2 separate regions of the Mus musculus genome follow, and region 2 is linked to region 1. A link is a loop called in an ENCODE intact Hi-C map of the cell type or tissue named here. Cell type or tissue: left cerebral cortex. All regions are shown on one strand. Links, peaks and the distances in the headings refer to the core of each region. The heading gives the core; the rest is flanking DNA.

The links. A loop is a pair of places that touch in the nucleus more often than their neighbours do. Peaks named below come from ENCODE experiments on the same cell type or tissue, not always from the same donor. Only the 100,000 strongest peaks of a DNase experiment are listed, where the experiment ranks them.
Region 2: it touches region 1 in a loop (2.9-fold over the local background); 23 of 42 quality-filtered maps call a loop at or near these places.

What each region holds. Positions count from the first base shown.
Region 1 is chr6:136,614,730-136,627,272 of GRCm38, forward strand. Plbd1 (phospholipase B domain containing 1) reads right to left here. Exons shown (of 11, transcript NM_025806.2): 7 at 2,473-2,673; 8 at 2,198-2,338. Among named protein-coding and RNA genes, the nearest start is that of Gm40409, 9.2 kb to the right of the region's middle. In left cerebral cortex, for the core only: CTCF peaks have their summits at 5,090 (motif pointing right) and 6,236 (motif pointing right); a DNase peak (open chromatin) is centred at 6,232.
Region 2 is chr6:136,714,762-136,727,304 of GRCm38, forward strand. Gucy2c (guanylate cyclase 2c) reads right to left here. Exons shown (of 27, transcript NM_001127318.1): 16 at 8,957-9,043; 17 at 7,651-7,783; 18 at 5,915-6,052; 19 at 4,883-4,968; 20 at 1,193-1,284. Among named protein-coding and RNA genes, the nearest start is that of Plbd1, 59 kb to the left of the region's middle. In left cerebral cortex, for the core only: a CTCF peak has its summit at 7,383 (motif pointing left); a DNase peak (open chromatin) is centred at 7,373.

The DNA.
Region 1 (12,543 bases), core at 1,660-9,659:
GCTATACAGCGCCTGGGAATTCACATCTTAAATCAACATACCACACTGACCCCTGGGCATCTGTGTTTACTGTAGTACTGTTTATAGTAGCTAACCAATAGAACTAGTCCACTGTTCAACAACAAACAAGAAAATGTGACATTTATACTCGGTAGACTTTATTCGGTCACAAAAACATTTCATCTGCAGGGAAGGGTGCATCTGAAGATGATCACGTGAAGGGAAATGAGCCACTCAGAAAGACTGCGTTCCTGTCTGTGTGCTTTCTATACAAGATGCAAAAGTAGAATTGAGGGAGGGGCTAGCAGGAAGAGGGTGGACGGATGGAACCAGGGAGGAGTATGGCAGATGGATGAGGTCAAAGGGCCTGAGGGACTTGAATGAGAACGTCTTGATGAAGCCTGTCACTTTTAGTGAATTGATTCCAATGCGAAAAATTAGGAGTTGCTCCACTTACTTGCATTTTCACCAAGGCTTAGTGGCCAAGTAAGCAAGTTTCTGCACTTTGTAGCTGTTGGTATAGCAATGAAGTGTGCATATGGTATGTTAATACGTCCTCATGGGGAACCCCTCATATGTGTATAAGATATTGATGCTATCGTGTGTGTGTGTGTGTGTGTGTGTGATCTAGTTGTGAAGTTCCCTCGTGTGTGTGTGTTTGTGTGTGTGTGTGTGTGTGATCTAGTTGTGAAGTTCCCTCTCCCCACATTCTCAAGCCTTGCTCGCTGACTGGTGATGCCACCAAGAGGTCATGCGTCATGAGTCCCAGCTATACTGATTAAGTGGGTTATCAGGAGAATGGGCCTAGATGGAGGATGTACTCCACCTTCGAAGGTCGTACCCTGACCTGGGTTATCCCTGTGCCTCTTCTTCCTCACCACTGTGATGAGGATGGTTTTCCTCTACCATATGTGTCGGACAGGATGCTCCTGACCAGAAAACACAGGCTGAGAAAGTGACTCTCAGTAAATTCTACCTCTTTTAAGTCATCATCACGAGATTTGTCATTGGGGGGTGGGGGGGGGGTGAATAGCATGTAAGTAATGTCTTTAGGAGGGGACACAGGCTGTAAGAATATAGTTCAAGCCCATTTTGTCAGATTTGGGGGCAGCTCTTTTTCCTACCAAATTAGTTCAGTTCGAATCATATTTTTCTACCAAATAACTTAGTACCAAAACAATAACTTCTGGCATTAGAGTTCTAGGATTTTAATAGTAAATAGGTGATTGGTGGGTTTGCATCTGGATTGCATTTGAAGAGAGTAAGGTTTTGAGAGTTTGAGTCATTTACCTGAGACTATGAGAAGCCAAGATTCTATCCCCGAGCTTCACCTGCCTGGGATATACCCTTGGTGGCCACAGCCAGCATCTCTGATCCCTCCCACTAATGGAATCCTCTTTAGGTTCTACCAGGCCTGGTACCTCAGACTTTATTCCAGCTCTTCCCATTCTGGGCTATATGATGCTCCAGTTTCTAGAGAGAAGCAATTTGGCATCTTTGCTTTCCCAGCCTGAGTCAGAGTAACACCCCACAGATGTGCTCAGTGGAACTTACAATTTAGCCCCCAGAATTCCAGAAAAAAGGCGACTTTAGAGCTGTTAGAGGTCAGAGGTCACAAGGCTTGACGACATCCCAACCTCCCATGAGAGAATGAAGTGCCCACTCACTTCATTGCATGATGACTCTTTACCAGGATGCCCGTCACTGCCAGCCCTGCCAGCCACTCGCACACAGCACATCCTGCATCAGACGCACTGGTCTTAACTTTCAACCTGATAGGACCTAGGATCACCTGGCAGAGAATCTCCAGGAGGGATTGTTTAGATCAAGTTGGCCTGCGTGTGTGTGCATGTCTGGAGGACAATTGTCTTAGCTGATCTGGGAGGACACCTGGAAGTGGTGTCATAGTAGCTCACCCTGGATCTGGGCCCTGGACTACAAGAAGAGCCAAGAAAGCTGGCTGAGTGGTAAACGTGTGTGCATGCCCTTTCTCTCCGCTCTAGATTTCAGACGTGGTATGGTTAGCTGCTTCAGCTTCCTGCCTCGACCCGACCACCGTGGTGAGCTGTAGCATGGCATTGTGAGTTTTCCATCAATACTTTACTTTTTCCCCTACCACAGGGTATCACAACAGCATAGATGAAAGCAGCACACATGTATTGGTACACAGTCCTGACAGAGTAGGAAGAGAAGGTACCTTTTCTTAGGACATTGGTTTGATCGGAGTATTCTACATATGTAGGGATTTGCTCCACAATATAGAGAGTGCCTTTGTCCAGGCTCCTATTGATGGTCACCTTCTTCAGGTCCAGGACCATGTACTGGTTGTTGTAGGTACCTGAAATGTTGGAAGACACAAGGCGACAGGGATATGCCTCAACTGGTTAAGTGATTAATAACGTCAACTGATTAACAACTGTAAGGCTAGACATAGGCACATAGGCCTTAGGACTGCTGTACAGAACCACTTACCAGAGTTGTGCTTTGAAAATATCTGTGCCCACTCCTTACCACCCTCGGCCATCATGTTGGCCACACGGACTCTTTGCCAGGCCAGGAGAGTCTTGGGCACCACCTGCTTCAGCAGGGTTTTATTGTACACACTGTTTGTGGTCTGCAGCAATATCAGGCCACTGCTGAGAATATAAAAGTCATCCAGAGACTCCAAGAACCCTAGAAGAAGACAAACGCACAGGTCATCGCATGCCCACACGGTCCGCACAGCCACCATCATCACAGGTCATTGCATGTCTACATGGCCCACACAACCACCGTCATCACAGGGCTTCGCATACACAGTAGGTCTGGCAATGTAGAAGCTATGGCTTGCTTTGCTCTGTAGCAGGCACTCCCAGCATTGGCCCAGCTACTTGGTAGTTACTAAGCTGCAGTGTGCACAGGTGCCAGTAGAGCCCATAACCTTCTAGATTGTCTAAAAAGCCTGAATATCTGAGGGTGTGTGTATGTGTATGTGTGCCTTTGCTAGGCAGTTAAGAATTTAGATGTCGGGGCTGGAGAGATGGCTCAGCGGTTAAGAGCACTGACTGCTCTTCCGAAGGTCCTGAGTTCAAATCCCAGCAACCACATGGTGGCTTACAACCATCCATAATGAGATCTGACGCCCTCTTCTGGTGTGTCTGAAGACAGCTACAGTGTACTTACATATAATAATAAATAAATCTTTAAAAAAAAAGAATTTAGATGTCAGGCTGGAGAGATGGCTCAGTGGTTAAGAGTGCTGACTGCTCTTCTGAAGGTCCTGAGTTCAATTCCCAGCGACCACATGGTGGCCCACAACCATCCGAAATGAGATCTGATGCCCTCTTCATTGCCCTCACCTTGAACTTCCCAGTGTCTAGACCTGCAGGCAACAGACAGCTACAGTGTACTTAGATATAATAATAAATCTTTGGGCCGGAGGGAGCCACCTCCATTCCCAGCAACCACATGAAGGCTCACAGTACAGTGTACCCATATTTCTTCCTCTTTCTTCCTCTTCTTCTTTCTTCCTCTTCTTCTTCTTCCTCTTCTTCTTCCTCTTCTTCCTCCTCTTCTTCTTCTTCCTCTTCTTCTTCTTCTTCTTCTTCTTCTTCTTCTTCTTCTTCTTCTCCTTCTCCTTCTCCTCCTCCTCCTCCTCCTCCTCCTCTTCTTCTTCTTCTTCTTTCTTCTTCTTCTTCTTCTTTTCTTCTTCTTCTTCTTCTTCTTCTTCTTCTTCTTCTTCTTCTTCTTCTTCTCCTTCTCCTTCTCCTCCTATTCCTCCTCCTCTTCCTCCTCCTCCTTCTTTTCTCTCTGTTCTTTATGAATTTTATTGGAATCTTTATGACTTTTAAACATGGATGAATCTACATGTGTAAATCTGAACCTGGCTTTGAAAGTAGGCTTTGACACCCTGGTTCACAGAGTCTTCTAAATGTTGGAGACAGTGTAGGCTTATGTTGAAGTCTGGGCTGGGTGAGAGTGGACAGGTAGACCAGACACAACTGGACCATTGTCAGCAACTGATAGATGTCTACAACTGAGAGTGTTAAAGAAATGTCTGAGAACTCAGGGGTAGGCTAGGCACTGGAAAGAGGCCAGAGAGAGTGCGCTTGCTCTGTCCACCGTGTGCACACATAGCGAGGCACCACCTGTAAGAAAGAGCTTTCACAGCCTGCCATTGCCCTCACCTTGAACTTCCCAGTGTCTAGACCTGCAGGCAACAGACTTGTGTTTGGAGGTTACCCGGTCTAAACTCCTCCGTTAGGACAGAATCGACCAACATAGGCTCAGATGTCTACCTTTTTATAACAACCCCGTTCTTTTTGGCATAGCTAAGCATTACTATCCACATGCTATTATCACTTAACATTTTGTCTATGTTATTTATTTATATTCAGCAGGTCATTGTCGTATGTATATGTGTGCAAATACATGGACTGTGTGCAACACAGCTGGAGGGCGAAGAACAACTTTGTGCAGCTGCTTCTTGTCCTGGTTGTTGTTTGTTTGTTTGTTTCTTTTTGTCAGCGTGCCACGATCTTGAATGTATCTGGGAAGACGGAACCTTAGTTGAGAACATGCCTCTGGCAGACAGCCTGTAGGCAAGCCTGGGGGTTATCATCTTGATTATTGATTGACATGAGAAAGCCCAGAAGCCACGGCTGATGCTATCTCTGGCCTGGTGTCCCCTGTGTGTATAAGACAGCAGGCTGAACAAGCCGGTAAGCTGAACTCCTCTATGGCCTCTGCTTCATTCAGTTCCTCTCTCTACATTCTTGACTCAAGCTCCTGCCCTGACGTCTCAGTGATGGGCTATAGGCTACGCACAGAAAAAGGCCCTGTCTTCTCCAAGGCGCTTTTGGTCCTGGTGTTTATCACAACAGGAGAAACGCTAACAGTTTTTCCTTCCCACCTTTCCATGGACTGACCTTAGACCATTAGGATTTCAAAGCAAGCATTTTCCCCCCCCCAATGAGTGATCTTGTTGGCCCTTAGTATTACAGTTTTGGGGTATTTAAATTTTTAAAAAATTTTATGTGTGTTAATGGTTTGCCTGTATATATGTATGTAACTATAAAACACATATGTGCAGTGCCTGAGGAGGCCAGAAGAGGGCATCAGAACTCCTGGAACTTGGAGTTACAGACAATTGTGAGCTGCCATGTAGGTGCTGGGAACCAAACCCCAGGTTCCCTGCAAGAGCAGCAGGTGCTCTTAACCACTGAGCCGTCTCTGGGGGGCCCTGGTTTTGGTTTCTTAACTAAAAAGTAAAACTGTGTGTATCTATGGAGTACATCTGATATTTAAATAAATATACGTTGTGAATGGCTCTTTTATGTGTGTATATATATATATATATATATATATATATATACATATTTCTTTATACCAACTTCCTTTCACACCTAAAACATTAGCCTTTTCATATACATTAATGACTAAAGCAACAGGAGTTTTATGAATTTTTTTCAGCCCCCTCCCCAGAGAATGAAAACAAATGCCCTTCTGTCTGCGTACAAAGGGCACTCATACAGGAAACAGTTGAACCCCCACCCCCAATGATGTGTATCACTGTGCAGCTTCTAGGAGCCTGGGATGGGCCAGGCAGGGTTGGAGTCCGGTAGAGGGGTGACATAAAGCCGAAGTCTGGCCAGATGTGGAGGTCCTGTTCTGAATCCCAGTGCTGCTGAGGTGAGAGCAGCAGATCTGGTCATGGCCAACTTGGGCCACATGAAACCCTTATCCATCTCAACAAACGAAAGCGAGGAGCAAGAGGACTTGAAAGACGAGAATGCATTTCAGTCACGTGGACAGCTTACACCAAGCCTGGCTATCCGCACTTCACCTCTGACAGCCTGAGGCTGATGACATCATTCGGCTCTCACAACCTGTTTAAGGTCCGGAGTTTCGGAGTAAGAATCTCAAAGGTAAGAGGAGTGTCCGACTGAAGGAGATTCTCCAAGGCTGGGTCAGCTTACACAAGAGGATTACGGAGCAAAAGTGAATTTCCTACTCCAGCATGCAGGCTTGATGGCGCACCCTTGAACGCAATTTTAGTGAGTACCCTTTCTGGGAAGATACAGGCTGGATATGGGATAGAAGTTGGGACAGGTTTCAGGGACAGCTCATTCATTTCTAAGTCCCTTTTGCAGTGCTCAAACAACAAACAGGCATGGCCTCTGTGGGCGAGCCCTGGAGAAGGAGGATCCTAGCCGGTAGAATGCAGGTTTGCTAAGTCCCTCCTTGCTGTAGTACTCTGTCTGGACACAAGAGGGCAGGCGTTCTTTTGTAAATGAGTGACTGAGAACCTCTCATTGCAGAGTAAGGGTCCTTAAGAAGCCAGAGGGTAGTAAAATACAGCCTGCCTAGAGTTCTCGAACAGCAAAAACAAAGTGATGAATTGGGTTGCAAAAGCTACTCGAGGAGGGTGACTCTATATTGTCGAGCTTAAAAACAGCAAGCAAAACATTAAAGGAGGATACCAAGTCCCCATGCTTGGCCATAAAGGGAAACGTCGTTCCTGTCGATCCTAACCTCGCTGCCATCCCAAAGGTAGCTCTGGAAGGCAGATCATTCTCAGTTAAGGGGAAAAGGAGAAATGCCACGTTCTATAACGCCCGCCCTCAGATAGCATCCCATGGTAACTTTGTTGCTGAGATTAAGACGCAGTCTTTTTTCAGTAAACAAAGCCCACCTTGATAAGGGCCAAGTAAGGAAGCAGGGAAAGGCACCGGCCGCCAAGCCTGACAAGCTGAGCTCTGTCCCTGAAACCCACTCCTGACCTCCACATGTGTGTTATGACATGCACATACACATATACTACACACACACACACACACACACTGGATTTCACTAAAACACAAGGAGCCCAAACGTCGAGACTGGAAGCAGTCTGTGATCAACAATGCATTTACCTCAAAGATGCTACACCCTATCACAAGGACAGGTGCTCTACTCTATTCATAGCAGCTTTATTCATAATAGCCAGAATGGAAGAATGAATAAGAAAATGTGGTACATCTACACAATGGAATACTACTCAGCTATTAAAAACAAGGACATCGTGAAATTTGCAGGCAAATGGATGGAAATAGAAAATATCATCCTGAGTGAGGTAACCCAGACCCACAAGGACACGCACGTTATGTACTCTCTGATAAGTGGATATTAGTCATACAATACCCTGGATCTATCCCACAGTCCCAACGAAGCTAAACAAGAAGGAAGGTCCAAGTCAGGATGCTTGGATCTCACTTAGAAGAGGGAATAAAATAATCATGGGAGGCAGAGGTATGGAAGGAACTGAGTGAGAGAAAGATGGGGAGGGGAATGGGGGTGTTCAGGATCAGATGTGGGGAGACAGGAGAGAGTCCCAGGGGGCCAGGAGAGTGAATGTAAATTGGTGGCTGGCAGGGTTGGGGGGCATCTGTAGAATGTGCCAGACACCTGGAATGGGGGAGGCTCCCTGGAGCCTATGGGCAGGGTGACTTTAGTTGAGATTCATGGAACCTTAAGTGGCCACCTCCAGTAGCCAGGTAGAACCCCCAGTGGAGGGATGGGGACCCCAATACACCCACAAAACTTTTTACCCCAAATTTTTCCTGTCAACAAGAAATGCAGGGACAGAAATGGAGCAGAGGCTGAGGGAATGGCCAACCAATGACCGGCCCAACTTGAGACCCATCCCATGGGCAAGCACCAGTCCCTGACACTATTAATTATACTCTGTTGTGCTTGCAGACAGGAGCCTAGCATAACTGTCCTCTGAGAGACTCCACCCAGCAGCTGACTGCAACAGATGCAGAGACCCACAGCCAAACAGTGGACAGAGCTGGGACTCTTATGGAAGTGTGAGAGGGAAAAGATTGAGGGCCCTGAAGGGGACAGGAACTCCACAGGAAGACCACCAGAGTCAACTCCCTTGAACTCTTGGGGCTCTCAGAGACTGAACCACCAACTAAAGTGCATACCTGAGTTGGATTCAGGTCCACACCACACATATGTAGCAGATGTGCAACTTGGTCTTCATGCAGGTCTCCCAATAACTGCAGCGGGGACTGTCCCTAGAACTGTTGTTTATCTGTGGATTCTGTTTCCCTGGCTGGGCTGCCTCAGTGGGAGAGGTTAGCCTAGCCCTACAGAGACTTGATGTGCCAGAGTGGGGGTGGGGTCGGGGGAGCCCCACCCTCTCAGAGGACAGGGAAAGAGGGTATGGGGGAGGGACTGTGTGAGAGAGGAGATGGAGGGGGCAGCAATCAGAATGTAAAGTGAATAATTAATAAATAAGAGTATGTGTCCGAAGCTTCCACATGAGTTTTTTTTTCTTATTTTTTTACTTTTTGTTTTCATGTTTGAGGGGAAGGTGGGTGGGTAAAGGGCGGAAGCGGATGGATGGAGAGATGAGTGGGATTGGAGTGCATAATGTGACACTTCACAAAGAATCAATAAAAAGTTAAAAAAAAAAAAAGTGTGTGCCCAAGCGTGCTGTGGCGTGCGTGTGGGTCAGGGAGGTCGGAGAATAACCAGAGTGAGTCAGTGCTCTCCACACGGGCCCCACGGAGTGAATCTGGGGCATCCAGGCCGGCAGCTTACACCCAGCAGCCCCTGCTCCCAGCTCTGGGATACACCCGCCCACCACCAAGCCCAGCGTTCTTTTTTTTTTTTTTTTTTTTTCCATTTTTTATTAGGTATTTCGCTCATTTACATTTGCAATGCTATACCAAAAGTCCCCCATAGCCACCCACCCCCTCTCCCCTACCCACCCACTCCCCTTTTATGGCCCTGGCGTTCCCCTGTACTGGGGCATATAAAGTTTGCGTGTCCAATGGGCCTCTCTTTCCAGTGATGGCCGACTAGGCCATCTTTTGATGCATATGCAGCTAGAGTCAAGAGCTCCGGGGTACTGGTTAGTTCATAATGTTGTTCCACCTATAGGGTTGCAGATCCCTTTAGCTTCTTTGGTACTTTCTCTAGCTCCTTCATTGGGGGCCATGTGATCCATCCAATAGCCGACTGTGAGCATCCACTTCTATGTTTGCTAGGCCCAGGCATACTCTGACAAGAGACAGCTATATCAGGGTCCTTTCAGCATAATCTTGCTAGTGTATGCAATGGTGTCAGCATTTGGAAGCTGATTATGGGATGGATCCCCGGATATGGTAGTGTCTACATGGTCCATCCTTTTATCTCAACTCCAAACTTTGTCTCTGTAACTCCTTCCAAGGGTGTTTTGCTCCCACTTCTAAGGAGGGGCATAGTGTTCACACTTCAGTCTTCATTTTTCTTGAGTTTCATGTGTTTAGGAAATTGTATCTTATATCTTGGGTATCTTAGGTTTTGGGCTAATATCCACTTATCAGTGAGTACATATTGTGTGAGTTCCTTTGTGAATGTGTTACCTCACTCAGGATGATGCCCTCCAGGTCCATCCATTTGGCCAGGAATTTCATAAATTCATTCTTTTTAATAGCTGAGTAGTACTCCATTGTGTAGATGTACCACATCTTCTGTATCCATTCCTCTGTTGAGGGGCATCTGGGTTCCTTCCAGCTTCTGGCTATTATAAATAAGGCTGCTATGAACATAGTGGAGCATGTGTCCTTCTTACCAGTTGGGGCATCTTCTGGATATATGCCCAGGAGAGGTATTGCTGGATCCTCCGGTAGTACTATATCCAGTTTTCTGAGGAACCGCCAGACTGATCTCCAGAGTGGTTGTACAAGCCTGCAATCCCACCAACAATGGAGGAGTGTTCCTCTTTCTCCACATCCACGCCAGCATCTGCTGTCACCTGAATTTTTGATCTTAGCCATTCTGACTGGTGTGAGGTGGAATCTCAGGGTTGTTTTGATTTGCATTTCCCTGATGATTAAGGATGTTGAGCATTTTTTCAGGTGCTTCTCTGCCATTCGGTATTCCTCAATCTAAGTGGATCAAGGAACTTCACATAAAACCAGAGACACTGAAACTTATAGAGGAGAAAGTGGGGAAAAGCCTTGAAGATATGGGTACAGGGGAAAGATTCCTGAACAGAACAGCAATGGCTTGCTCTGTAAGATCGAGAATTGACAAATGGGACCTAATGAAACTCCAAAGTTTCTGCAAGGCAAAAGACACCGTCAATAGGACAAAAAGACCACCAACAGATTGGGAAAGGATCTTTACCTATCCTAAATCAGATAGGGGACTAATATCCAACATATATAAAGAACTCAAGAAGGTGGACTTCAGAAAATCAAATAACCCCATTAAAAAATGGGGCTCAGAACTGAACAAAGCCCAGCGTTCTTGATGTGAGTTGTGGGACGCACTCTACCCGCTGAGAAATTTCTCCGGGTCTATTATTCATCTGCTTTTTTTTTCTTTTCTTTCTCAGTATATAAACTCTACTAAGGAAGGGAATTTTGTCGTATTGACTCATACCTGTTCATTTCGGCATCAGGAGAAGGTGCCAAAGGTTTAACATACGGAAGTGCTCAATAAATAACTGTTAAATTTATTGAAGAAGAAATGGTGAATAATGTTTATGCATCTATGGCACTTGGGGCTCCTCACTCTGGAAGGATGGAAGCCATTCTTTGACCTACACACACACACACACACACACACACACAGCAAGTCAGGAATCATATCGGGCAGGCTTGGAACACAGTTCTTTTCTGGCCGCACACCCCTGACAAGGGTGATGGGGACAGGTGTACAGTCGTGCAAAAGAAAATGATTCACACGAACCATGAGGAGACTGCAACAGGAACAGCAAAGCGAGTCCTGGGGGCTGCGCTGCGCACGCAGGGAGGAGTCGGGAGGTCACTGGGTGGCCAGTTCAGCCTGAGGAGAATAGCAATATGGGGGTGGGATTGTTGGAGCTGAAAGGGAGGACACTCCCCGAGCCAGGTGGTGGAAGATGACTAAGACAGGTGTGTCCCTCAGAAGACTTCGCATCCTGGGACGGTGCCAAAGGAGATAAAACACACCCAAAAGGGAGTCTAAGAAAACCAGAATCAAGTGCTACAAAATCTGCCTGTAATCCTTTGCAATGCGTGTCCCGCTTCCTTCCATTCTTCCTTCGTCCCTCCCCAGATTCAAGCTGGGAACTTGGCCCTGTGCTCACCTGTGAATCATTTGTATAGATTTTACAAAGTCTCCGAGATCAAAGTGGTAACATGAAATTAGTAACAGTAATTATGGTTCGTTGAAATATTCCCAGCATACATTTATTAAAGGGACAACTTTAAAACCTAGGCGAGTAACCACACTATGGACCCCGGACACTGACTAAATTCTCCTGGGGCTTGGAGCATTGAATTTCGTTTTCACGTGTGTTTTCACGTGTGTTTTCACGTGTGTTTTCACGTGTGTTTTCACGTGTGTTTTCACGTGTGTCTACTGCAAGGCTTGTGCTTTGGGGACCACAGAGGCAGCTGGTGGCTCCAAGGATGGGCTCTGGTCCCCGAATGTGAACATCACCCAGGAGCTAGTAATAAGAAAGAAACCTTTTGTGGCCAGCCAGAAGGCTCAGTGGGTAACGCTGCTTGCTACACAAACTTGCTGGTCCAAGTTTGATCCCTGGAATCCATGAAAAGATGGACAGAGGGAACGGAGCATACCACAGTGTCCTCTGATCTCACACACTAATGGTGGCACTTAAAGAAGAAAGATGTACTCCTAGGGGTAACACTGTATGTGGGCTTCCAGCAAACTCCCCTGGGAAACTTGAAGGGAAATTACATTTCTGTAGTTTGTATTCATGGACCATGAATTCAGCCTGGGGTTGAGAGGAGCTTTTGCTTGCCGGCCAAAGCTGGAATGCATCAAAGTGTCTTTAATTGACCCCAGTAATGATGATCCTGAGGCTCCAGGCTTAATTACCTGTAATGGAGGCTTTCTGCGACAATCTGAGTGTGTCTCACCATGTGTGTGTGTTCTTGGTGGCATTGTGTCTGCAAGTGCTGTCTCCACCCAGATACACACAAATACAAACCACAGTTCAGTGCAAACAGAGCCATATCAGGAAAGAGCAAAGTCAGATATACTGTGTTCAAACCCGGGACTCAGTGTGGTTGTACGGCTTTGATCTGACCGGATAGCGTAGTTAACTTCTCTCAACCGATTTCTGTCTTTAAGGAATCAAAATAAAATACCATTGATTTTTTTTTGATTGTTTGGTAGAAATTAAATGACCTACTTTACTCTGTATAAGACAAATGTTATCAACAGGTCACAGAGCCAAGCACATAGTAGGGAATTGTAAAGAAAAAAATTTTTTTTCTTTTCCTTTTTTTCCAGAACACAAACAAGCTTTATTAGCAATTAATTTAAGCCTTGAATGTGGCCTACTTCTCACAGTGCTTGGCAGGTCTAGGCCCCACCCATTTCTTGTTTCTTTTTCTTTTTTCTTTTTTCTTTTTATTGAGACAAGGTCTTACTAGGTAGCTCTAGCTCTCCTGGAAATCACTCTGTAGACCAAGCTGGCCTTGAACTCACAGAGGTGGATCTGCCAGCCTCTGCCTCCTGGATGCTGGCATTAGAGGTGTGGGCTTTCTGCTATTTCTATTAAGAATTGCT
Region 2 (12,543 bases), core at 3,125-11,124, 100 kb after region 1:
AGGTACACAAACCCACACATATACAAAGAATTAAAAATAAAAGCTAGATCTTAAAAATATTAAGAACTTTCTAATGTTAAGAATTACCCATCTGGGCCCAGAGACATGGCTCAGTGGTTAAGAACACTGACTGCTCTTCCAGAGGACCTGGGTTTGATTTTCCAGCTCCCTTGTGGCAGCTCACAACTGTCTGTAACTTCAACCCCAGGGTCTGATGCCTTTTTTGGCCTCTGTGAGCACTGCATGCACAAGGCACACAGACATACATGCAAGAACCCCCCTATATGTGTGTGTATATATATATATATATATATATATATATATATATATATATATATATATATATATATATATATATATATATACATATATTACCCAGGAGCATTATAGAATCCCAGGACCCAGGTTAGACTTCCAGAAGGGTCTGGAAGTCTGGAAATTATGCATTTAATTAAAATATGTTTCATACATGTTTTCTTCTCTGTTAATTCTTCCCAAATCCTCCCTACCTCCTCATGCACCCCAACTTTAAGGTTCTCTTAGAAACTATGTCTTTTTCAGACTTATTAGCTTAAGTGTGTGTACTGGAGGAACACTGCTCCTGGATGCAGCTGCCCAGGAAGCCAGAAGCATCCTATCTCTTGGAGCTGGAGTCACAGGCAGTTGTGAGTCTCCTGATGTGGGCTATAGGAACCAAACTTGGTTCCTCTGCAAGAACAGTGCGTGTCTTAACTGATGAACCATCTTTCTTGCCTCTGGAAACTATTTTTAATGATAAAAAGTATGATATATTATGATGTATTTTGTCCCTGAGTGTTTAACTTTATGAGAGCATGTCCCTGAGAAGTGGTCTTTTTTACTTCTGAATCATTTGCATTTTATGTGACAGGTGTTGGTTATAGCCTGAGAATTTTATTGGCACAAACATTTTCATTCCGTGGTAGCACTAAATGTCAACTATCCAATCACCATTAAAGAATTCAAAATTGGGCTGGGCGTGGTGGCACACGCCTTTAATCCCAGCACTCGGGAGGCAGAGGCAGGCGGATTTCTGAGTTCGAGGCCAGCCTGGTCTACAAAGTGAGTTCCAGGACAGCCAGGGCTATACAGAGAAACCCTGTCTCGAAAAACCAAAAAAAAAAAAAAAAAAAAAAATCAAAATTGGGAGGGAAAGTAAAAATGTTAGCAATACCCAAATATCTTGGCCAGTGTGCTCTCGATTTTCTTGAAATCTGGCCTCTTTTCTGGATCCTCCTCCCAACAGCTTTTGACAAGTAGATAGACCTGCGAAAACAAAGTGGGCGGGGCTTATTAGATAGACGGGGCGAAGATGAAGTGGGCGGGGCTTAGCTCGGGGGTGGAGGTGGGCTGTGTGTGCTACACTCCAGGATTGAGCCTCATTTTGTCCTCCGTGATGGGTATGAACAAGGTGGGGGATATTTCGCAAGGATCTGCCACAGTGACTATGAGAACCAGTCTCCAGCTCACTTCCTTTCATGTTGTAGACTCCGCTGCTGACATTACCACACCCAGTCAGTCTTTGGAATGCACTTCCTTAAAAAGTGGTAACAATTTGAATGAGGCTGGTGTTTATGGAAGACATTAAAGGCTCTACAAGAACATGTGGTGTTTATGTGTCAGGGAGGGTAAAAAATAATGAGGTTTAGGCTGGCGAGATGCCTTAGCAGGTTAATACACACACACATACACACACACACACACACACACACACACGCACGCACGCACGCACGCACGCACGCACGCACGCACACGCACACGCACACACACTGTAACAAACAAAAACTAATGTGCCTCAGTGGAAACAAAGCAAATGGGTGTACATAAGAACAAACCTTGATGGTTTGCTAATCTCAGCTGCAGCTGGGAGTCACTCCCTCGAGGACCACAAAGGAAACTTCTTGTGTTCAGGCCCCACCCCAAGGCATTAAGTGATTTGTGAACACATATGTGTGTTCTGAATTTTACATGGGCAAAAGGCAATTGTACTTATGTTTTAAGTTTCCCACCTGACAGGGGTGCACAGCTATAATGGAGAAGTGGCTCAGAGGAATGGGAGGGGAGAGGAAGAGGAGGTAGAAGGACCTGTCATCTTACCTGCCACCATATTTGTGACTTGACCCAAAAGGGAAGTTGCTGCCATTTATTTAAATAAAGTTTGCTCTTCACTGTGGTTGGAACCAAGGTGATAAATGATTCGGTACAGGATTGCTCTCCTTGGATTCTATTTGAATGGTTCCTGGGAGGGAGCTAAGGCCACAGCTGCCTCTCTTGGTTTATTTAGCTTCTGGGTGATGCCCCTGCCTCAGCAGGCACCACACCTCTGAGGATCAAAGGGACACTGTTGAGAGACTGGTTTTAGGCTTGTTTTCTACTGGGACCAGTTATAGGGGCATGAAATCTTTGCCTAGCTTCCAGTTGCAGAATCAGTCAGCAACAGCGATGAATTGTGGGTATTGCTTTGGTGAAAAGGCTCTAATCACCTGTGTAAACCATCAGCCTTGGCTGTTCTTCCACGGTGTAGATCCCATTAACTACAGGTTGGGAAGGTTCAGGGGAAAACTAAGTCTGTACCGAACACACACATTATACAACATGACAATAAATCTTCATAGGATTAATGTTTAAATCCGTAAGTAACGCACAGGTGATTTTAGGCATCCCGGAGGTTGTAGGTAGGTTATATACAAATGCCACACCATCTGATTGTAAGGGGATCCGGCAAGTAAGGATTGGGGAGGTTGGAGGATCCTGGAATCTTTCTCTTCTTACTGGGGATGACTGAACCGATCTGATGAGGCGGGGGAGGAGTCCAGAAGAACAGGAGAAAGGGAAGTAATGAGAAACAGCGGCGGGGGTGGGGGTGGGGGGTGGGGGGGGAGGGGTGGGGATGGGAACCTCAGCAGCTGGGTCCTTATCATGTCCCCTCCCGCCCTGTCTCCTGCGCCACCCCCCCCCAATCCATCCCTTCCTTTCATCCTTTTCTCTCTCCTCCACTTTCTTTAATTTAAATGGGGGCTCACTATGTAACCCAAGCTGTCTTCAAACTCAAAGTCCTTCTGCCCCAGCCTCCTCAGAGCTGGGATTATAGGTATGAGTCACCATGCCTGACTTCTAAAGGTCTTATTGAAGGACTGTTTAAACGTTTCTTCTAAGTTTCTAAAATGAAGCATACTGGTTTTCCTCTTTCTTTCTCTTTCTTCCTCTCTCTCTCCCTCTCTCTTTTCTCTTTCTCTTTCTTTCTCTCTTTTTTCTCTCTCCCTTTCTTTCTTTCTTTCTTTCTTTCTTTCTTTCTTTCTTTCTTTCTTCCTTCCTTTCTTCTTTCTTTTCTTTCTTTCTTCCTTCCTTCCTTCCTCCCTTCCTTCCTTTCTCTCTCTTTCTTTCTTTCTTTCTTTCTTTCTTTCTTTCTTTCTTTCTTTCTTTCTTTCTTTCTTTCTTTCTTTCTTTCTTTCTTTCTGAGACAAGGTATCATGTAGCCCAGGTTGGCCTCTAACTGTAGCCAAGGATGACTTTGCACTCCTGTCTTGTCTCTACCCGTCAGGTGCAGGTTTTACAGGCATGTGCCACCACACCTAGCTTAGTCAACTTTGAAGTAGAACTTTAAAACAAAACACACTTTTAGTCTTAGCTATTAAATCAGTTGTATGGGAATATTACCTTCATCTCCTTATCTGTGCAGGTGAGGGTTTGCTGTTTTGGTAAATGAAACTAAGTCTCATGTACCAGAAGCTGGGCCCTGATACCTGATAATCCTCCCTCTGCCTCCCAAATGCTGGGACTGAAGATGTATATACCTATAGCTGGATCATATTTCTTTTTAAATCAATAGAAGTATTTGTAAGCCTGACACATACATCGCATATGTATGTGTCAGGCTTACAAAAATGTAGGCTCTCAAAAATGTAGGCTGTGATGTGTGCTTCCACCAGCAGCTCTGTCCTGAGCTGGGGGAGGGGTAGAGCTTGGGGGAGGGGTGAGAAGAACTGGTCACAGATCCCTGCATCCTCAGCCCTGTGTCCTATGTCACCAAAGAGCAGTCCCTCCTTGCCTGGGAGAGACCATTTCAAGGCTTCCAGCAGAGAACTTCTGGAGAGTACAGAGCCCAGCACATACTTATGGTCAGATGGAGTTTGTAAGTTATAATAATAACCAGTGGTAAAGCAAAACAGCCATAGTAATACACTAAACTTCCCCATCACTGTACATGCACGTGAGAGCCGTTATTAAGTCACAGGTCTACGTGAGTTCATCACTCAGCTGTAAGTCTCTGAGCCTAGATGCCTACCCAGAGACTAATGGAAGGGGAGAACAGAACAGAGAAAAGTGGCACAAAGCTTTATCAGACTGAACAACTTGAAATTTATAAATTGTTTATTCTGGAGTTTTCCATTGAGTAATTTTAGACTCCAGTGGTTTCTAGTAACTGAACACACACATACACACACACACACACACACACACACACACACACACACACACCTATCAAACAAAGAGGGTGATGGTATTTGGCCTTTTCAGAAGTGATCAACTGAAAACTCTTGGGAGAGGGCAGTTGTACGGGGTTACCTGGGTGGGTCCACACGGAGTCACTCATGGTCTAATCAGAAGAGATAGGGACAAGTGAGACAGAGAGGCAAGAGGACGTGGTGCAAGGCAAGGCAGTACTCAGAATGGGTGGCTACAAACCAAGAAAAGCCACCGGAAGCTCTCGAAGGACAAAGGGGCTAGGTCCAAAGAACCTGGAGGCCCTGTGGAGCTAGCTTCCAGAACTCTCTGCGACTTCACTTTTGCGTTCCACCACTGAGCGTGTGGTAAGCTTTACAGCAGACAGACAGATCGCCGAAGACTGGGAGGACACACTCACCTCCAGCTCCTTCTCATCTGCAGTCTCCAGGAAGAGGTCTGGGCGGAAAGGTTTCCCGTATGAATTTTCCACTCTGAAAATCTTCTCTGATTGGATGAGAATAATTACATTATGAGAAGACCCCCCCCAGTGAGGACTGTTTGCCACAGTCTGAGTTGGTTCACCCCTTGATGGCCCTTCAGTCCAGCAGGAGTGGGAGAGCCTGTCTACAGACCTGAATGAAGTGGGAGGAGTCTTCCCCCACTTACAACCAGGAGCAGCCTCCCTGGTAGACAGCTAACAAAGGAGCATCCCAGATTCCGCCACTGCCTTCTCAGGCTTCTCGGGTCCCCTCTTCATACCCCGACTGACCCCCCAGATCCCCCAAGCTGACCTCCAGACAGTCATGAGTTAAGGCATAGTAAACGCTCAGAAAGTGAAGACCAGATGAATGGAACAAAGTGTTTTCCTTCAATGAGAAGCAACAAAAAACTAAGCACTGCTTTAAATACGAATGAAGTGCACTGCTGCTTTGCTAGCCTGTGCTAATCCCAATAGCAAGCAAGCAAGCAAGCAAGCAAGCAAGCAAGCAAGCAAGCAAGCAAGCAAGCAAGCAAGCAAGCAAGCAAGCAGGCAAGCACCTTGCCTTCTGTGGTCGAGCGGAGAACTGGAGTGCAGGGATGATGCCTACTATGCTTGCCGCATGAGCCAGTGTCTCACCCAGGCTGGCTTTAAAGTGGTTAGGAAGCCGAGGATGGCCTTGCACTCCTAATCTCCCTGCATCCACCGTCCAATGTTAGGATCACAGGCCTGGACCACCAGAGCCAGCAAGTGAAGGAAGACCCTTTAACACTGAGATGGATAATGATGGCACCTGCCTGGGCTCTCTCACACCAAGCCTTTGCAGTCCTCCTAGAGTGCACAACTCAGAAGAGGCCTGATGAGATGTGGGGCCGGAGATTCGGGATCAGCGAGTCCCGAACGAATGCAGATTGAGTCAGCCAGTCAGCAGATTGGCTGGCTCTGTACCAGGCTGGGGGAGGTCCGACTCACCATTGTGATCCCGACAGCTCAGCGTGTAAAAAGTCTCCTTACGGAGGATGATCTCCTGGGCAATGATGGCGAAGCTGTACACGTCTCCTTTCTGAGAGATGGTGGCCTGGCGCAGGTGCTCCGGGGCCGTCCACAGGTCTGTGCGTGAGATAGCAACAGGGCAAAGTTGGAGGAGGCAGTTCTACTTATGCTGAAAGTTCAGGTAACAGACATGTGGGATCAGCAGATCCTGCTGAACAGGGTTAAGGAGGATGGGATGGACGTCATCTGATCAAAAAGCTTTGTTCCTTTGCTTTAGGGACAAAGGTTGGCTCCTAGCAGGTCTTCTGTAAGAACTCACGGAGGATTGAGAGGACGGCTCGGTGAGGAGAGCCCTTGTGCAAACGTGAGGACCTGAGGCTGGATTCCCCGGAACCTATCTGAACACTGGGTAGTTATGGTGCCTGTCTGCCATTCCGCTGCTTCGAAGGTGGACTCAGAGGAAGCTGGCTAGTCAGGATGGCCTCATCGACAAGCTCAGGACTTAGTCCTGAGACTCCCTCAATGAATAAAGGGAAGTGTGTCTGAGAAAGGCTCCTGACGTAGCCTCAGGCTTCTGCACCAATGAGCACACACATGCACGTGTGCATACACACACACACATGTAAATACTCCCCCCATGCACACATGCAAGCACACCGCACACACATATACATGCTGAAAAGAATATAAAAGAACTTTCCGTGTTTAGTCTAATGGCATGTTAAACTACACAGGGCTGGGGAAATAGAGGGAGGAAATAGAGGGTGTGCATATGTATATATAATAAAACTCAAAGAATTGTTAAACAGAACTGGAAATAAGAGCTTCATTTTGAGCGAGGTTGTGTGTTGAGACGTGAGTTCTAGATTTCTGAGGTGGCTTAGCTGTAACTTACAATGAAGACTGAAGGGGAAAGGCTGGCATGCCTGCCCTCCACACACCTGTGTGGCTTCACGTTCCTTTTCTGGACCCTTCCCACAATCCTGAAGAACGATGAGGCTCTTTTCACAGCCTGTATGTGCACCTACATGTGTGTCTATGTATCTTGTCACCACAGATAAGTGAATGGTAATGTCCATACGGGAACAGGCTCTCCTGCTCTGTAGTCCATCTTCTTGTGCAAAACTCCAGCCTGGGATCTCACGCCCATCTCCTACAAAGTTCAACTAGATGGTTCTATGGGCTCTTCCTAGCCTAGCTTCTACAAGTCTGCAAGTTCCTTCTGCCTTTTCCTTTAGCTCAAGAATCAGAGCCGAATACCGAAAACAGTGTCCATGGAAGACACCTGTTTAGCCCAGAAAGCATTCATTGAGGGGCTACAGAGGTGGCTCAGAGTTTAAGAGCATTTTCTGTTCTTACAAAGCACTTGACTTTAGTTCTGTGTCTACCTGGCAGCTCACAGTCATCTGTAATCCAAGGTCCAGGGGGCCTGATGCCCTCTTCTGGCCACTGTGGACACTGCGTGCGCATGGTACACAGATAAGCAAAAACGTCCATACCCATAACATAAAATAAATACATTTACTAAAACAAAGAAACATTCGTTGGCTGACAGACAGGGTGTGCTGGAGAAAGAGTTAAAGTGTTGCCTGTCTCCTCCTCATTTCCTGAACTTTCCATATGAGATAGAAAACAAACAAACAAACAAAAACCAACCAAACAACAACAACAACAAAGCAAAAAAAGAAAGAAATTCAAGAAAAAGAGGCACAGACCTTTTTTTGGAGGCAGGATGGAATTGCACCCAAAGTCGGTGATCTTCACCACCATGCGGCTGTCCACCACGCAGTTGGTGGATTTGAGACGCCCGTGGACTTCAATCTTACTGGAGTGCAGGTAGGACATCCCCTGTAATTGTTTTCAGATGGTGGGAAAACAGAGACATCACAAACTTTGGCTGAGTGACCACTTGAAAGAAATGAGTGACATTTTGAATCAATTTCTCTGTACGTGTGGCCGTACTGTCCAATTTTAAATTCAGTGCTGTGAACCTCGCTTTAAAGGTGCCGTGAGTGCCTGTGAGGCATAGCTCTACCACAAGAAGAAAAAGGAAGTTGAGTGAAAAGTGTGGCTGAGTAGCCGTGTACCATACAAGACAGGACTTTGTGATTATGTGGCTGGGTGTGTGGGAAGGTCAGAGATCAGCCTCTGGCTGTGTTGTTACTTGGGTTTCATCAGTTACATTTGTGTTTATTGTTCTTGTGTGTTTGATGTGTGTGTGTGTGTGTGTGTGTGTGTGTGTGTGTATGTGTGTGTGTGTGTGCGCGCGTGCGCGGGTGTGCGTACGTGCATGCTATAGCACACATGAGGTCAGAGGACGACGTTCAGGAGCCAGTCCCTCCCTCTCCACTGTGGCTTCTGGGGATTAACTCGCTCTGTCATCCTTGTATGATTTCACTCAGGAAGCCATCTGGAAAGCCCCCACCTTGGGTTTTGAAACAGAGCCTTTCACTGGAAACAGAGCTTGCCAGTTAGGCCCGGCTGACTGGTCAGTGAACCTGGAGAATCTGTTTCTTCTGCCCCAGCTCTGGAATTATATGTGCCACCTGACCTGATACTTTTTTTTTTTTTTTTAAATTTTAACATGGGTTTTGGGATTTGAACTAAGTTCTTCATGTTGGACCAGCAAGCACCTTACCCACTGAGCCATCCTAGTCAGCCCTGCTTATAGTGTTTACATAGTTTCACTTCCTGCTTATTTGGACCGTGAACACATACACATCTCTAGCTCTCTGCTGCCTCCATCTAAAAACACAGGTGAGACGACCTTAAGTTTGTGAAGGAAATGACTGGACCAAATCACTCCCTAAAATCTAGCAGATTTGGAAGTTATTTCATATGGTATTTTATTTGTAAAATAATCTATGGTGATGCGTGAGCACACACATTATGTCATCAAGTCCTGCCCACGACACATCCACCACGGCTGCCGTCGTACCGAGGACACCACCGTGGACTGTGTCCAGGAGCTCGGTACGCTATTTCATTTCATGAATGTTCCTGTGCCCATGTGGCTCTTACCTTAGCGATGTCATTTAAGACAGAGATCTTAAACTCCCAATCCATGAACGTGCCGTCAGGGTAGGAAATTGTGTCGTTTAACACTTCCTGAACAGGGGAGAGAAACACACGTAAGGCGAAGCATGACAGGCGTGGAGAGAGTGTGAGCTGGGTTATCCAATCAGGAGGCTGCCGAGTCAGGAACAGACTGGGATGTTGCCGCCCTCCTTTAAGATCGCCTACTTTCATGGGTTGTGTGACAGCTACCATCTGAGCAGTGTGGTAGGTGATTTTACTGTGTGACTGTATTATGATGTCCTCACAGAAACCTAGAGCCAGGGACTTTCAAAGTCCAGGCCACAGGGCACAGAGCACAGCACCTGTGACCTACAGATGTGCTTAGTGCAGAATGGTATTCTCCATGTTCTCTGCTACAGATACCCACAGACACACAGACACACAGACACACAGACACACAGAGGCGCTCTCTCTCTCTCTCTCTCTCTCTCTCTCTCTCTCTCTCTCTCTCTCATCCCAGGCTCACAAAGTAGACAAATCAAGTATAATCAAAATAACTCGGGAGTGGGAGTCTTAAACAAGAAAATTTCTACCAGTTTGAGGTCACCCTGGGCTATGTAGTGAGACCCTGTCTGAAGAAAGAAAAAAGGAAAAGAAAGGAAGGAAATGAGGGAGGAGTTGTATCATGTTGCTGGCTACAGTATACTAACCTGAAATAATGATAAAGTAAACCATACAATAAACACATAAACAAGAAACATGACCATTATCAAATATGTACTGTACATAGGAGGTGGAGGAGGACCAGAACTTCAAGGGCAGCCTGGGCTACATAGTCAGTTTGAGGTCAGCCTGGGCTACTATGTGAGACCCTGTCTCAAAACCTCCAAACGAACAAGACAGGTATGGGGTGGATGTCACCATCAGGTAAGAGAGAAAGACATCGACTGCCTGGAGACTGGCCGTGGGGAGCCTGATTGAGAATATCTGTCCTGTCAAATTCATCTACAAAGACTGGATTTGTTTGTTGTATTTGTTTTTATATGTTTTAAGACATCTTGTTCGGAGGCAGGCTCTCCCTTGGTAGTCCACAAAACCTGAAGGTCCCTATGTAGCTGGCACACAGCACACAGACAGAACTCCCTGTGAGGCCTTGAAGTTGTGGTTCTCCTTCGTCTGCCTCCTGAGAGCTGGGATTACTGGTGTGTGCCGCTATGGCGGCTGGACCAGTGTTTTTAAGCAGGGAGTTGCTCCTGGGAATTCCAACATTAGGCTCATGTCTCCACCTGTGTTAATTACTTCAATTGGCGTAATTGCTCTGGGTTTTCTTAAGTCTGCTAAGATCTCTGCCCTTAAGAGAGCTCCTGGCTTTCCTAGGAACTGGAGAAGCTAGGCCTTAAACTAATCTACGATTTGGGTGGTTCTTAAAGAGATACAGGAGATACAGGGTTTCCTTATACCAGTAAGCGACTATTTTCAGTATAACCCAGAGCGGAGGATTAACTGCTAACAATTGTTCTTATTCTAGAGGGAAACAACTGACCCAAGTCTGGTTTTAATTTGGGTATGATCCCAATAATTCCTCAAGAGGTTCTAGAGTTATAGTCATTTTAGACGAGGCTGGAGGGCCTATGAGGTAAAGAGAGATTTGTGGGCAGCCGGACTCCACAGTAACGCCTTTCTTTCTTCCCTTGGCCCGCTGCATGCCCACCCTAACCTATTCTCACCTACCAGCACAATTCTGCTTTGAGTACAAAAAGTATACACATATCTTTTATAAAATGGGAACAAAACTTGCAAAATATCAAAAAGTAGAAAAGAAAGCCACCGCTGGCTGATCCAGTCTCTCATTTTGGTATTTGCTTTTTTTATTCTTTAACGTATACTCGTAGAAAGCACACAGTCTTGTTCTATAAAGCCATATTTTTAGGCTTATGTGCTGCTTCCTGGAATGTTTTAGTATTTCTCTTCTTTAAAGGCTGGGGAGACTCCGCGAATGCGACGGCAGCGCTCAGCCCCTGACCTCAAAGAGAGTGGGGCAGCTGTGTGAGTCCCACATGATGGGCAGACAGGGCCTAGTGGGGCCCTTGTTAGATGGAAGGTGCCCACTGCTTCCCCAAGAAGCCCTGGGGCAGGGAGGCCAGAAAGCAGAGAGCAAGAGAGAGGGAAGGTCCGAGTAGGTGGTAGAAGATGCCAGAGAGTGTGCTGGAGGCTGAGGGAAGGAAGAGGGCGCGGAGTTGCCAGGAGCAAACCAAAGTCAAAGAGGGTCCGTAGGAAGTTGTCTTGGGGCTACCCATTGCAGGGGGGAATCCCACAAACGCTGCCATGGGTGGGTAGGTGGGCTGGGGTCTGCATAGCCAGTGTTTGACTTTCTTTTTGAGTGGGTGCAACGGGGAGAGAACCGAGAGTGAGGTGGGTTCTCCTCCCCAGCTCTTGTCTGTCCGTCTATCCGTCTGTCTGTGGTGGATTTCTGTTTCCAGGGAGGTGTGGTGGGATCCTAAGTCATTCCCTTCCCCTTCCAGGCCTCCTGCTATATTTAGGGGACCTGTCTGGTTTGGCTGGGGTCCCACAAAAATGTGGGGCCTCTTAATAAAGGATAGCAAACAAACAAACAAAAAGGCTGGGGAGAGTTATCATTAGGGACGTTTGTTCATGTTCTCAGTATTAATTAAAGTAATCACTTTCAGGCCCATTAACATGATCATCTGGGGATGAGGAGATGGTATTGTGAGTAAACCTTTTCCCTGCAAGTGTTAGGATGGGAGCTCAGATTCCTAACACCAACACAAATGTCAGGCAGCCACAGTGTAGCCTGCTGTAATCCCAGCATGGGGAGGCAGAGATAGCCTGGAGTAGGTGGCCAGCTGGCCTATTGAGATCTACAGACTCTGGTACAGATTCTGGTCTCTGGTGAGAGACCCTCCCTCCATATAATAGGTAGGAAAGTCAAGGAAGATACCTGCCACCATGCTTTGACCTCCACGCTTGTGTGTGTGTGTGTTTGTACACACATGCACACACACACACACTCATACACACACTCACACACACACTCACCCTCACTCACATTCACATACACACACTCACACACAATCACATCACATTGTTCTAGGATCTTTGCCATAACACATTGTCATATGTTTGCTACACAGAACTAACCACATTCTATTGTCTGCGTCTTATTCCGGTGTACAGCAAGTTTAAGATTGTGGCATTTTGTCGGTATTTCTCCATAACCATAGGCTGCAGTCAGTTGTACGGTCAGTCTTAAAGCTAGCCTCGTGAAGTGGTCAGTGAGTCTGTTCTTTGTGTACCTGTGTGTGCCCGGTCAGTCTTAAAGCTAGCCTCGTGAAGTGGTCAGTGAGTCTGTTCTTTGTGTACCTGTGTGTGCCCTTCAGAGCGTTCGCTCCACAGCTCCAGGGGCCAGGCTTGATGGTCAGCTCCCCTGTGAACATGACTCAGCCCCCTCTTACTTCCCGTGACGCGCAGGAGCTGCTTATCCAGAATACCTGAGCCCACCTGGCACCCGCTGAGTCACTGTTCTGGTGGTGGGGTGGATGGGGGAGGCGAATGGAGCAGGGCAGGTCATC